Regions from separate parts of the Homo sapiens genome. Here region 1 is linked to region 2. The links are chromatin loops, found by intact Hi-C in ENCODE. Cell type or tissue: MCF 10A. All regions are shown on one strand. Each heading gives the region's core, and the rest is flanking DNA. Links, peaks and the distances in the headings are about the cores only. Region 1 overlaps SPMIP3 (sperm microtubule inner protein 3). Region 2 overlaps LOC105373262 (a long non-coding RNA gene).

Region 1 (5,375 bases), core at 114-5,113, 72 kb before region 2:
TACTAAAAATACAAAAAAAAAGCTGGACGTGGTGGCACATGCCTGTAATCCCAGCTACTGGGAAGGCTGCGCCAGGAGAATTGCTTTAACTCGGGAGGCAGAAGTTGCAGTGAGCTGAGATTGTGCCACTGCACTCCAGCCTGGGCAACAGTGCAAGACCCTGTCTCAAAAAAAAAAAAAAAAAAAAAAAAAAAGAGAAATGTGGGAATCCGTAAACGGAGGGCTCTGTCTGAAAAAAGTACATAAAAATAAAAATAATAAAAGAAATGTGGGAATTGGTAAATGGGAGCTCATTATACTGGTTTTTTCTACTTTTGATGTTTACAAAATTTCATCTTTTTTTTAACTGTAACAAATAAGTCTGTAAAGACTAATCGTGAAGCAGCACTGTGATGTCAAAGCACAAGGCGCTTGCAAGCCTGGGAGGGGGACTCGAGCCCTGTCTAGAGGCTGGATTTTGAGGAGTTTTGGGAGCATCATTGAGCTAACATGTGGGGACTGGGAGGGAGCACTTCTGTGGGGTGAACGTAAGAAGAGGTGGGACAAGGGTGGGTGGTACAAGTGGAATACAACGGGGCTGAGGGAGGCCAGGCTGGAGGGCAATGGTGCTCAGGTTTTATGCTTTAAAATACATCTCATTTTATTTTATTGTATTTATTTATTTATTTTGAGACGGAGTCTCACTCTGTCGCCCAGGCTGGAGTGCAGTGGCCCAATCTCAGCTCACTGCAACCTCCGCCTCCTGAGTTCAAGTGATTCTCCTGCCTCAGCCTCCCGAGTAGCTGGAATTACAGGTGCCTGCCACCACACCGGGCTAATTTTTGTATTTTTAGAAGAGATGGGTTTCACCATGGTGGCTAGGATGGTCTCAAACTCCTGGCCTCAAGTGATCCGCCCACCTTGGCCTCCCAAAGTGCTGGGATTACAGGCATGAGCCACTGCACCCGGCCAGAAATATGTCTCATTTTATAGTACATTGCTTTTCCTTTTATATTATAGTTATAAGACTGTAATGAGATAGGTTGGTGTAAAAGTAATTGCGGTTTTTGCTATGACTTTACTTTCAATGGCAAAAACTGCAATTACTTTTGCACCAACCTAATATTTTTAAATTATATGTGGTTGGTTTATATTATTTACAGATTTTATTTCAGAAGAATAGCAGAGATATTACAAAATATCTATTATTAAAAAGGGGGTATTGTGTCTGAAAGTTTGAGAACTACTGATGGAGGTGATAGGAATCTTTGTGAGGTTTGCTGTTGTTTGTTTTGTTTGCTTTTAGAGATGGAGTCTCACTGTTGCCCAGGCTATAGTGCAGTGTGATCATAGCTCACTGTAGCCTCTAACTCCTGGGATCCAGAGATCCTCCTGTTTCAGCTTCCTAAGTAGCTGGGAGGGACTACAGGCATGTACCATATGCCTGGCATGCATATATATATATATATAATTTTTTTTTGTAGTTTCACTATGTTGCCCAGGCTACTTTGTGAGATGTTTAACAAGGTTCATGACATGGTAGAGAAAGATCTTTTTTGATGGCAATGTGGAAAACCATTTTTTTTAAAAGACAGGGTCTCATTATGTTGCCCAGCCTGGTCTGGAACTCCTGGGCTCAAGTGATTCTCCCGCCTTGACCTCCCGAAGTGCTGGGATTGCAGGTGCGAGCCGCTGCACCCAGCCAGAAAACAAATTTGAAGACCATGTGACTAAAAGCAGAAAGACTGCTTAGGAAGTGATTGTAGTGCTTTATGTGGGACATGACGAAGCTCTGATATGATGGAAATGTGGATGGAGAGGATAGGGCTGATTGAGGATATTTTAGGAGATAGGATGGAGGGTAAAAGACAGGGAAGTGTCCAAGACAAAGCTGCATCTTCAGGCATTGGAAAGAATCCTGCCTTTCCCCAAGAGAGGGAACACAATAAATGGCCATCATTGGGAAGGTGACTTTATTGAGTTTGTGATGCCTGGACATGTGGGGTCTTTCGGGATGTCCCACAGATTCTGAGCAGTCAGTAGATGCCATAAAAATTCAAAGTCAGGAGGCTGGGCTCGCGCCTGTAATCCCAGCACTTTGGGAGGCCAAGGCGGGCGGATCGCAAGGTCAGGAGTTCGAGACCATCCTGGCTAACGCGGTGAAACCCAGTCTCTACTAAAAATACAAAAAATTAGCCAGGTGTGGTGGCGGGCACCTGTAGTCCCAGCTATTTGGGAGGCTGGGGCAGGAGAATGGTGTGAACCTGGAAGGTGGGGCTTGCAGTGAGCTGAGATCGTGCCACTGCACTCCAGCCTGGGGGACAGAGTGAGACTCCATCTCAAAAAAAAAAAAAAAAATTCAGAGTCAGTAGAAAGTAGCACATCATTTTGCATAACGTATCTCACTAAATATGTGTTAGATAATGGATGAAAACTGAAACTATGCCTTCAGTTCGACTCAACCAACATTTATTGAATGCACACAAAACACCCTGCACTATGCTAGGCTCTGCAGATACAAAGCTGACTAAGAAGCAGCGCTTGTCCTCAAAAAGCTCTTCACATGCTGAAATAGTGATCTGAATAAAGGGTCCATAGGACACAGAAGAGGGAGGAGTATCTAGATCTAGGACTCGGATAAGCAAAGGGGTTGGGGAAGAGATTCCAAGCAAAGGGAATTATAGGGGCCAAGACATGGACAGAATTAGGTTCTGAGTGGAGTGTATGAGGGCTAGAGTGGGCCTGACTGTCTAGCATGAAAGGCAAGCACTGAGCAGGGCGAGTTCTGTCTCTGTCTGTGCAAAGACGACCTCTGGGAGCTCTGATTTGCAGAAAAACCACAGGCTGTCTGGGCCTGCCCAGTGGCTGGGATAATATGACTGAGCCCTGGATGGTAAATAACAATGGGGTATTAAGTCATAAGAAGAGAGAGGAACTGGCACAATAAAGGGAACAAATGACATTTCTGAATGCACAGGGGTGGGACACGTAGCTTTCTTAGGCACCTATCCATTTTCTGAAGCACCACCTTGGAATATTACCCCAGGGCCACATTACAGTTTAAGAACCCACCTAAAGGATGCTGGTTTCTACAGTTGCTGGGCTGTGGGCGGTGGGCTGGGTTTTGACCATGGCGTGCATACAAACAAACACCTGCTGAATACAGGTGAGTAAACTCAGCGCTGCTCCTTAGAAGCAGTCAGTAAAAGCTGATTTGAGGATAAAGAATCCCAGCACCAGCACCAAGTAATCCTCCCTGCCACCGCCCCTTGGCAGTGTCTCTTGGCAGGTTTTGGGAGGAGTGAAAAGAAAATGGGAAGGTGTGTGTAAGGAGATGGGTGTGGAGAGAGGGATGGCTGGGTGGAGAAGAGAGTTTTGACCTCCTAAGGGGAAATGTCTAGCCAGGCCAGAGGCTGTGCATTACCCGGCCTCAGTGAATGATTGTGAAAGCACGTGCGGACTCTTCAGACTTGGCTGTGGAGGCCAGCCCAGCTCAGGGCTCTGCTCAGAGTGATTCTGTTGAACCCGGGTTTTAACCAGCTGTAGAAAGCCCTTTCCTTCTCACTGGGCAGGTGCAGGCACCGTGCGTGATTTTGAGTCCCTGATGGCTTGGCTTTTTGAGGTGATGTATTCAGTCCACATGAGAGCAAACCTGTTCCCTGGGAGGGTGGCTGTAAATGGAGTGGGATCTGGGCTTAGCCACAGTCAAAATTCAATATCTATAGGAGAGGCCAGAGGTGTCGGTCCCTCCAGAGCCTGGCCCCACAGCCCCAGGTAGCCTGTGTTCCTGTGACCACGCTCTTCTCTGTTACGGCCCTGCTGGGGCTCATCCTCTACAGAGCATTTTTACAGAAATGATCTCACTTAATCCTCACAGTCACCTTGCAAGGTAAACATGATTAACTCTCTGCTTTATAAGAATAGCCCAAGTCTCAGAAGGGTTAAGTGGACTTTTTAAGTAGTAAAGTCCACTTAAACAAGTAAATGCCAGCGCCGTGTATCAAACCCAGTTCTCCAAACTCCATGTCGCTATTCTGCCACCCGAGGGTATGTGTGATGATTTGTTTTAATAAGAATTCAGTGCTATTTTCATACAAACTCTGTGATTCTCTCATTTTGGGGCAGACAGCAAATAGACATTGTACACTAAAAAATAGGAAAAGCCATAAAGACACAGCAGTGTTAGCTGGAAGATGCTTTTAACTCAACGAAAAGCACTCACTGCAAGCTCTGCTGTGCCTCCAGTGGGCTAGGCACTAGGGATACAGTGATGACAATGTTGTCTTTCCACTCAAGAGTTCATAATCTGGTCAGGAAAGCCACGTTTAGGCAACTATCTAATCACAGACGATGTGGTGAGTGCTACGCCTGATAAGAAACTGAGGCTCAGGGGAAGTAAATAACTTAGCTAAGGACATGAGCTAGTAAGTCCAGAAGACAGAACTAAAGGAAGGACTAGGAAGCCTCCAGACCTGTGCCCTCATCTCCCAGGCTCTGCCGGCTCCACAAGAATCTCCTCAAGGGAGTGGGGAGCCTCAGTTTCCTCATCAGTAAAATGGGAATGATACTGTCTTCTCCTTTAATGATTGCATGAGAGTAAACGAGACATTTGTACTTGGTGGCTAACATCTCCCAAGGTGTTGGTATTGATACAGGAGATGGAAATTATTTAGGCAGATGGAAAGGGCAACAGAGTCCTCGGCGGAATTTCCCTTTTAACAAAAAGCAGCCCCAAAGTCATTTATTTTCTAACAAAGAGTAGCCTGTAAAATCATGCTGCAGACATGAATAAGCAAGCTGGAAACTTGTGTGGGTGAATGCTGGCAGCTGTGCCCATAGAAAAGGGCTACCTGAGGGCCAGCATGTTCAACATGGAGGCGCCATCTTCCCCTTTCTCTGTCACCACGTGTATAGTACAAACAAAAACAGGCAACTGAACGTGACCCGGCTAGGCAGAGAACCCATCTACATAATAAAAGATTAGGGTGGGGCGGCCAGCTTCTTCACGTGCCATGCAAACAGCACACCTAGTCCTAACCAGTTCTTCCCACATTATGCAAACACCACACCTAGTCCTAACCAGTTCTTCTCACGTTATGCAAATGGCACACCTGGTCCAACCAATCTTTCGTGCCCTATGTAAATCAGACACCACCTCCTCAAGCTCGGTTATAAAACCTGCACTTCACCAGGGACCAGAAGACCCACTGCGACTCCCTCTCTCTGTAAGAGAGAGATTTTCTCTTTCTTTAGCCTATTAAACCTCCGCTCTTAACCTCACTCCTTGTGTGTTCACGTCCTTGATTTCTTTGGCGTGTGGCAATGAACCACGGGTTGTACCCCAGAGAAATGACGCTGCTCCAATATCATCCCACGCAGGATGGGCTGACCACACA
Region 2 (5,375 bases), core at 298-5,297:
CCGTGCAGCACTGCCTCCATGGGACACCTCCCACCACCTCTGTGCAGCTCAGACCTGGCCACACTGACACCTCTCAGAAGGGAACAGAGGGGAAGAAAAACCTCAGAAGTAGTTTAGAAGAGAAGCATGGAAAAGATAGTGTAAAGTCGGCTTCACTCTCTTGGAAGCTGATTGCAGGATGTGAACTTTGATTTTGTAGCACATACTTTGCCTTTAATGGAAGAATGAAGTTGAAGACGTTACACGATATTCAGTCAGAAGAAGAGAGGCCTGTATTTCCCCTGGTTCCACTAGAATAGCCACAATTGAGTAAAACCAAATAGAAAAAGGCAGTGGACTGGAATGGGAAGAAATAAGGAGAATGCAAAGTAAATCATATGGAAATAAAATGAAAATTTTAAAATGAGGCAGATGTGGGGGAAGTCAAGGGTCAGAGTGGCAGAGCAAAGAATCTGAGCCTGGCTTTTCAGAAAGTCCTTAAGGCATGATTCCTTCCCAGTGCCACCTCCTAACCATTTGACCTTGTGGCAAGTTTCCTTCCCCACCTTAAATCTGACTTTTAAGTGGCCACACCTCCTCCAGGGCCCAGACTTTCCTTTTCCCAGTAGGCATCTCCTGCCTTGGCCCTATCCACTTCCTGGCCCCTCCCTTCAGACCCAGACCCAACCCTTTTTTTGTTTATCCTCAGCGCTCCCCCTGCTTTATTTAACCCTTTGGGTTTCCTCTCCCTAGACTTTTATTTTATTTTGATGTTTATTTTTATGTTTATTTTTATTTGAGATGGAGTCTCGCTCTGTGGCCCAGGCTGGAGGGCAGTGGTGCGATCTTGGCTCACTGCAAACTCCGCCTCTCGGGTTCAAGCAATTCTCCTGCCTCAGCCTCCTGAGTAGTTGGGATTACAGGTGCCCACCAACATGCCCAGCTAATTTTTGTACTTTTAATAGAGACGGGGTTTCACCATGTTGGTCAGGCTGGTCTCGAACTCCTGACCTCAGGCGATCCACCGGCCTCGGCCTCCCAAAGTGCTGGGATTACAGGCAGGAGCCACCGCGCCTGGCCTCCCTAGACTTTTATGAAGTGGAACTCTGCCCAGTGCTGTAGGAAGCAACGGGAATCTGCAGTCAGGCAAGCCTGGGATTTTAAATCCTAGTTTTCTACTTTCTAGCTGTGTGTCCTTGGGCAGATTATTCTTTGAGCATCTATTTCATCCCCTTTAACACACGCGTAACAAGGTAAACCTCACAGGGTTGCAGCAAGTGTCAAGTCAGTGAGCGAAGAAGCTCTTCCTTTCCTATGAAAGTCAGGATGACCGATCTTGGGCTGCTTTTAAATTCCCATTCCTCCAGAAGCAAAGGTCCAGTGCAGATTTGGCAAAGACTCCGAGAAATGACCTTGTTTTTCTATACTGAGAAACTTTCTTAGGAAAACAGTAGATATTAGGGAGAAGGTGAAGCCAAGGGCAAGAGAAAATGCAGCATAAACTTCCCATGACTGAGTGAGCTGCAGAAAACTGATAAGGAATATAGTTTACCCCTTTTTTGAAAGAAGAAACAAATAACTTCGTATTACAGGAATTCCATACTTCAGTGTGTAATTAAGTGGATTCTGGCAGAAAGAATCTGGGATTCTGGAGTCTAATCCTTATTCTGAAAACCGCTTCATTTCAATTTCTAGTTTTCCTTGCTTGTTAATGCCTAGGTTGTGTTGTAAATCACAGGATCTTTAGGGAAAATAAAAAAGTACTGGAAAAACCTGGGCAGGCTAACAGGGCAGGCTCTGACTGCCATTGTCACCTGTGACACCCTGTCTCTAGTCTGGGAACACATTCTCTCTCTCTCTTTTTTTTTTTTTTTGAGATGGAGTCTCGCTGTCGCCCAGGCTGGAGTGCAGTGGCACAATCTCAGCTCACTGCAACCTCCACTTCCCGGGTTCAAGCAATTCTCCAGCCTCAGCCTCCTGAGTAGCTGGGACTACAGGTGCCCAACACCACGCCCGGCTAATTTTTGTATTTTTGGTAGAGACGGGGTTTCACCATGTTGGCCAGTCTGGTCTTGAATTTTTGGCCTCAGGTGATCTGCCCACCTCAGCCTCCCAAAGTGCTGGGAGTACAGGTGTGAGCCACCGTGCTAGGGACACATTCTCTTTCCTGTGTGGTGGTTTTCACTTGAAGCAAGAACCAGTTATCCCCCTTCTCCTGAGAAATGACAAGCCTGTATTTTGGCAAATATGTTGGTTTGCAAATCTGTTGCAAAACAGATTTCGGTGGTGGTGGTGGTGGGGTGGGCGCTCCCCAGCCCATCCTGGGAGGTTTTATTACAAAAATAACTAATTCAAGGACCTCCTTGTGGCTGGGCGCGCTGGCTCACGCCTGTAATCTCAGCACTTTGGGAGGCTGAGGCGGGCGGATCACGATGTCAGGAGATGGAGACCATCCTGGCTAACACGGTGAAAACACGTCTCTACTAAAAATACAAAAAATTAGCCAGGCGTGGTGGCGGGCGCCTGTAGTCCCAGCTACTCGGGAGGCTGAGGCAGGAGAATGGCGTGAACCCGGGAGGCGGAGCTTGCAGTGAGCCGAGGTCGCGCCCCTGCACTCCAGCCTGGGCCACAGAGCAAGACTCCGTCTCAAAAAGAAAAAAAAAAAAAAAAGAACCTCCTTGTAAGTCAGCCTCTCCCAAAGGAGGACATGGAGGGCCAGGCTAGTCCTAGAGTCTCTAGCAGGGCCACTTCCCTGAAGTTTTGTTCCTTGCTGGCTTAGCCCAAATAAACAGACCACTCTTCCTGTAGCGCTAAAAAGTCACTCGATGGCTTTCTGTTTCAGATTTGGTTTCAGAAGGGTTTTGTCAGCTTTCTGTAAACTGCGTCTGTAATTGAGGCCGGCCGCCTCCAGGTGGCACCAGTGTGCCGTCCCACGCTGAGTCTGCTCTGAGAATCAAGACGTTTCACTACCGCCCAATTCATTTGAGGAACTACTGCCAAGATGCATCTTCCTAACGATTTCTCTGCCCAGAGCCCTTCAGAGGCTTCCTGTTGTCTGCTAGATAAAGCCAAGCTATCAGTGCTCTCAGCCTGAGAGCAAGCTGAGATGCAGTCTTGTCTGAGTCTGCAGGGTGGTGGGAGAAGAGGCATGGGGCTTTTTGGTTGCAGTAGAGGGAGGAGATTGTTTGAGAAATGGGGGGAAAGAACTGAAACAACCAAAACAATGAGAGTGAAAAGGAACCACGACACCAGTGTCATGGACTTGTGTCTCTGCAGAGAAGCAGGGCATGTCGAAACTGCAAGCTTTTCGTTTCTCTCTCTCTCTCTCTCTCTGTCTCCTTTTTTGGAGTCTCGCTCTTGTTGCCCAGGCTGGAGTGCAGTGGTGCGAGCTCACCTCAATGCAACCTCCGCCTCCCGGCTTCAAACAATTCTCCTGCCTCAGCCTCCCGAGTAGCTGGGATTATAGGCGCCCGCCACCATGCCCGGCTAATTTTGTATTTTTAGCAGAGACAGGGTTTCACCATGTTGGTCAGGCTGGTCTCGAACTCCTGACCTCAGGTGATCCACCCGCCTCGGCCTCCCAAAGTTCTGGGATTACAGGTGTGAGCCACCACGCCCAGCCTAAAACTGCAAGCTTTTCACACAAGACCCAGGACTTACATTTTTTAGTGCTCACTAACACAAGTAATAAAATGTGACACAGAGGGAGGGAGGGAGGAGAGGGGCTTTCTCCTCTACCTTTACAAGAAACACAGTGAAACCGCTTTGCAAAAATTAGGTCAGTGAGAGAACTATGGCAGTGAGGGAGATCTGATCTAGCCAACCCTCATCTTGCCTTTAGCCTTCAAGTTGCCATTAATTGTTAATATTTCTGGGTGTAGGCCAAGCTAACTTTGAGAGTTAAATGATAATAGCCCTTTCCCCAAAGTCAGCTGCTTTTGTAAAAGTAATGAGAGACCACCAGGCTAGCAGGGTAGAGGAGCCTGAATTCTGCTAAGGTGTAGACATAAATGATTGCCAACCATTATTCTGCAGGTCATAAGATTTGCAACCTCCCAGATTACTCCTGCAGATAATATCACCGTTATAGAGCCTAAGATTGGCCTTTGGGATATCTTTTCAGTCTTTTTTTTTGATGTCTGACACTCATGCCTCCACCTAGACCCACTGACCCCTCCTGTGGCCCCACCCACAAAGGACTCAGGCACAGGAGGACCATTTCCCACACCCCTATGATTGCACCCCCAGCCAATCAGCAGCAAGCACCCATTGCCCAGACACCTCCATCCCTTCTCCCAAACTACCCTTCAAAAACTCCTAACCTCTGAGCCTTCAGTGAGGTCGATTTGAGTGATAACTCCATCTCCCATGTGGCATGACTGACCTCGAGTCAATTAAACTCTTTTTATTTTTTTGAGACGGAGTGTTGCTGTGTCACCAGGCTGGAGTGCAGTGGGGCGATCTCAGCTCACTGCAACCTCCACTTCCAAACAATTACTCTATCTCAGCCTCCCGAGCAGCTGGAACTACAGGTGCGCACCACCACACCTGGCTAATTTTTGTATTTTAGTAGAGACTTGGTTTCACCATGTTGGCCAAGATGGTCTCGATCTCCTGACCTTGTGATCTGCAATGCTGTGGTCTCTGTGAATGGATTTTGTTTGTGTAGTGGGCAGGAAGCACCCATCGGGTGGTTATAACAGCATGACTCTAGGCTTGCCACACAGCTGTGACGGTGGCACACAGCAGCCCTCAAATGGCTTCACAAGCAAAAAACAACAGAGGGGCCCAGGGCCAAGGAACGTGAGAGAACTCTTTATGAGCTTAAACGACAAAACCCAAGATCCCCGAAACACTTGGAGAGGATTTTGCAAAGTTAGATCTCCTCTATCAAGGATGTTGGGATAAGAGTCAATGAAATAGAATTTTGGTGGCTGCTGGGGGCCCATCAGCACCTACTAGCTGGAGAGCCAGAGTGGCATGTATTTCATCTTCCCGGGAGGTTTTATTACTGACATTACTCCAGAACCTCCTTATAAATTGGCCTCTCCTGGACACTTGCTCTTTTAGGATTAAAAAACAACTTTGTTATTATTCTCTTTCTACCACTGCCTTCAAATAAAGCTATTTTTCTCCATTCCTGGACAATCTCTTGGACGAGGGCTACAACTCAGTCAGGCACAAAAGTACCAAGCTTTTGAATATTGGAATCGCCTCACTTTTCAATCTAAGGACAGAGCTTCAGTCTTTCAGCCAGTTCATTGCTGCTTTTGCAGCCGTATCTTCTATCACTTTTTTTATTTTTATTTTTTCAAGTGAACACTTAATTTTCCATCCATTTCTTTTCTTCTTTCTCTCTCTCTCTTTTTTAAAATTAATTAATTAATTAATTTTTT

The links. Peaks named below come from ENCODE experiments on the same cell type or tissue, not always from the same donor. Only the 100,000 strongest peaks of a DNase experiment are listed, where the experiment ranks them.
Region 1: it touches region 2 in a loop (2.6-fold over the local background); 4 of 110 quality-filtered maps call a loop at or near these places.

What each region holds. Positions count from the first base shown.
Region 1 is chr1:244,369,407-244,374,781 of GRCh38, reverse strand. All of the region lies in intron 2 of SPMIP3 (sperm microtubule inner protein 3), which reads right to left. Among named protein-coding and RNA genes, the nearest start is that of SPMIP3, 19 kb to the right of the region's middle. In MCF 10A, for the core only: no CTCF peak of the experiment used is centred there; DNase peaks (open chromatin) are centred at 2,821 and 3,321.
Region 2 is chr1:244,297,152-244,302,526 of GRCh38, reverse strand. All of the region lies in intron 1 of LOC105373262 (a long non-coding RNA gene), which reads left to right. Among named protein-coding and RNA genes, the nearest start is that of SPMIP3, 53 kb to the left of the region's middle. RefSeq lists an enhancer at 2,736-2,805. In MCF 10A, for the core only: a CTCF peak has its summit at 2,901 (motif pointing right); a DNase peak (open chromatin) is centred at 2,896.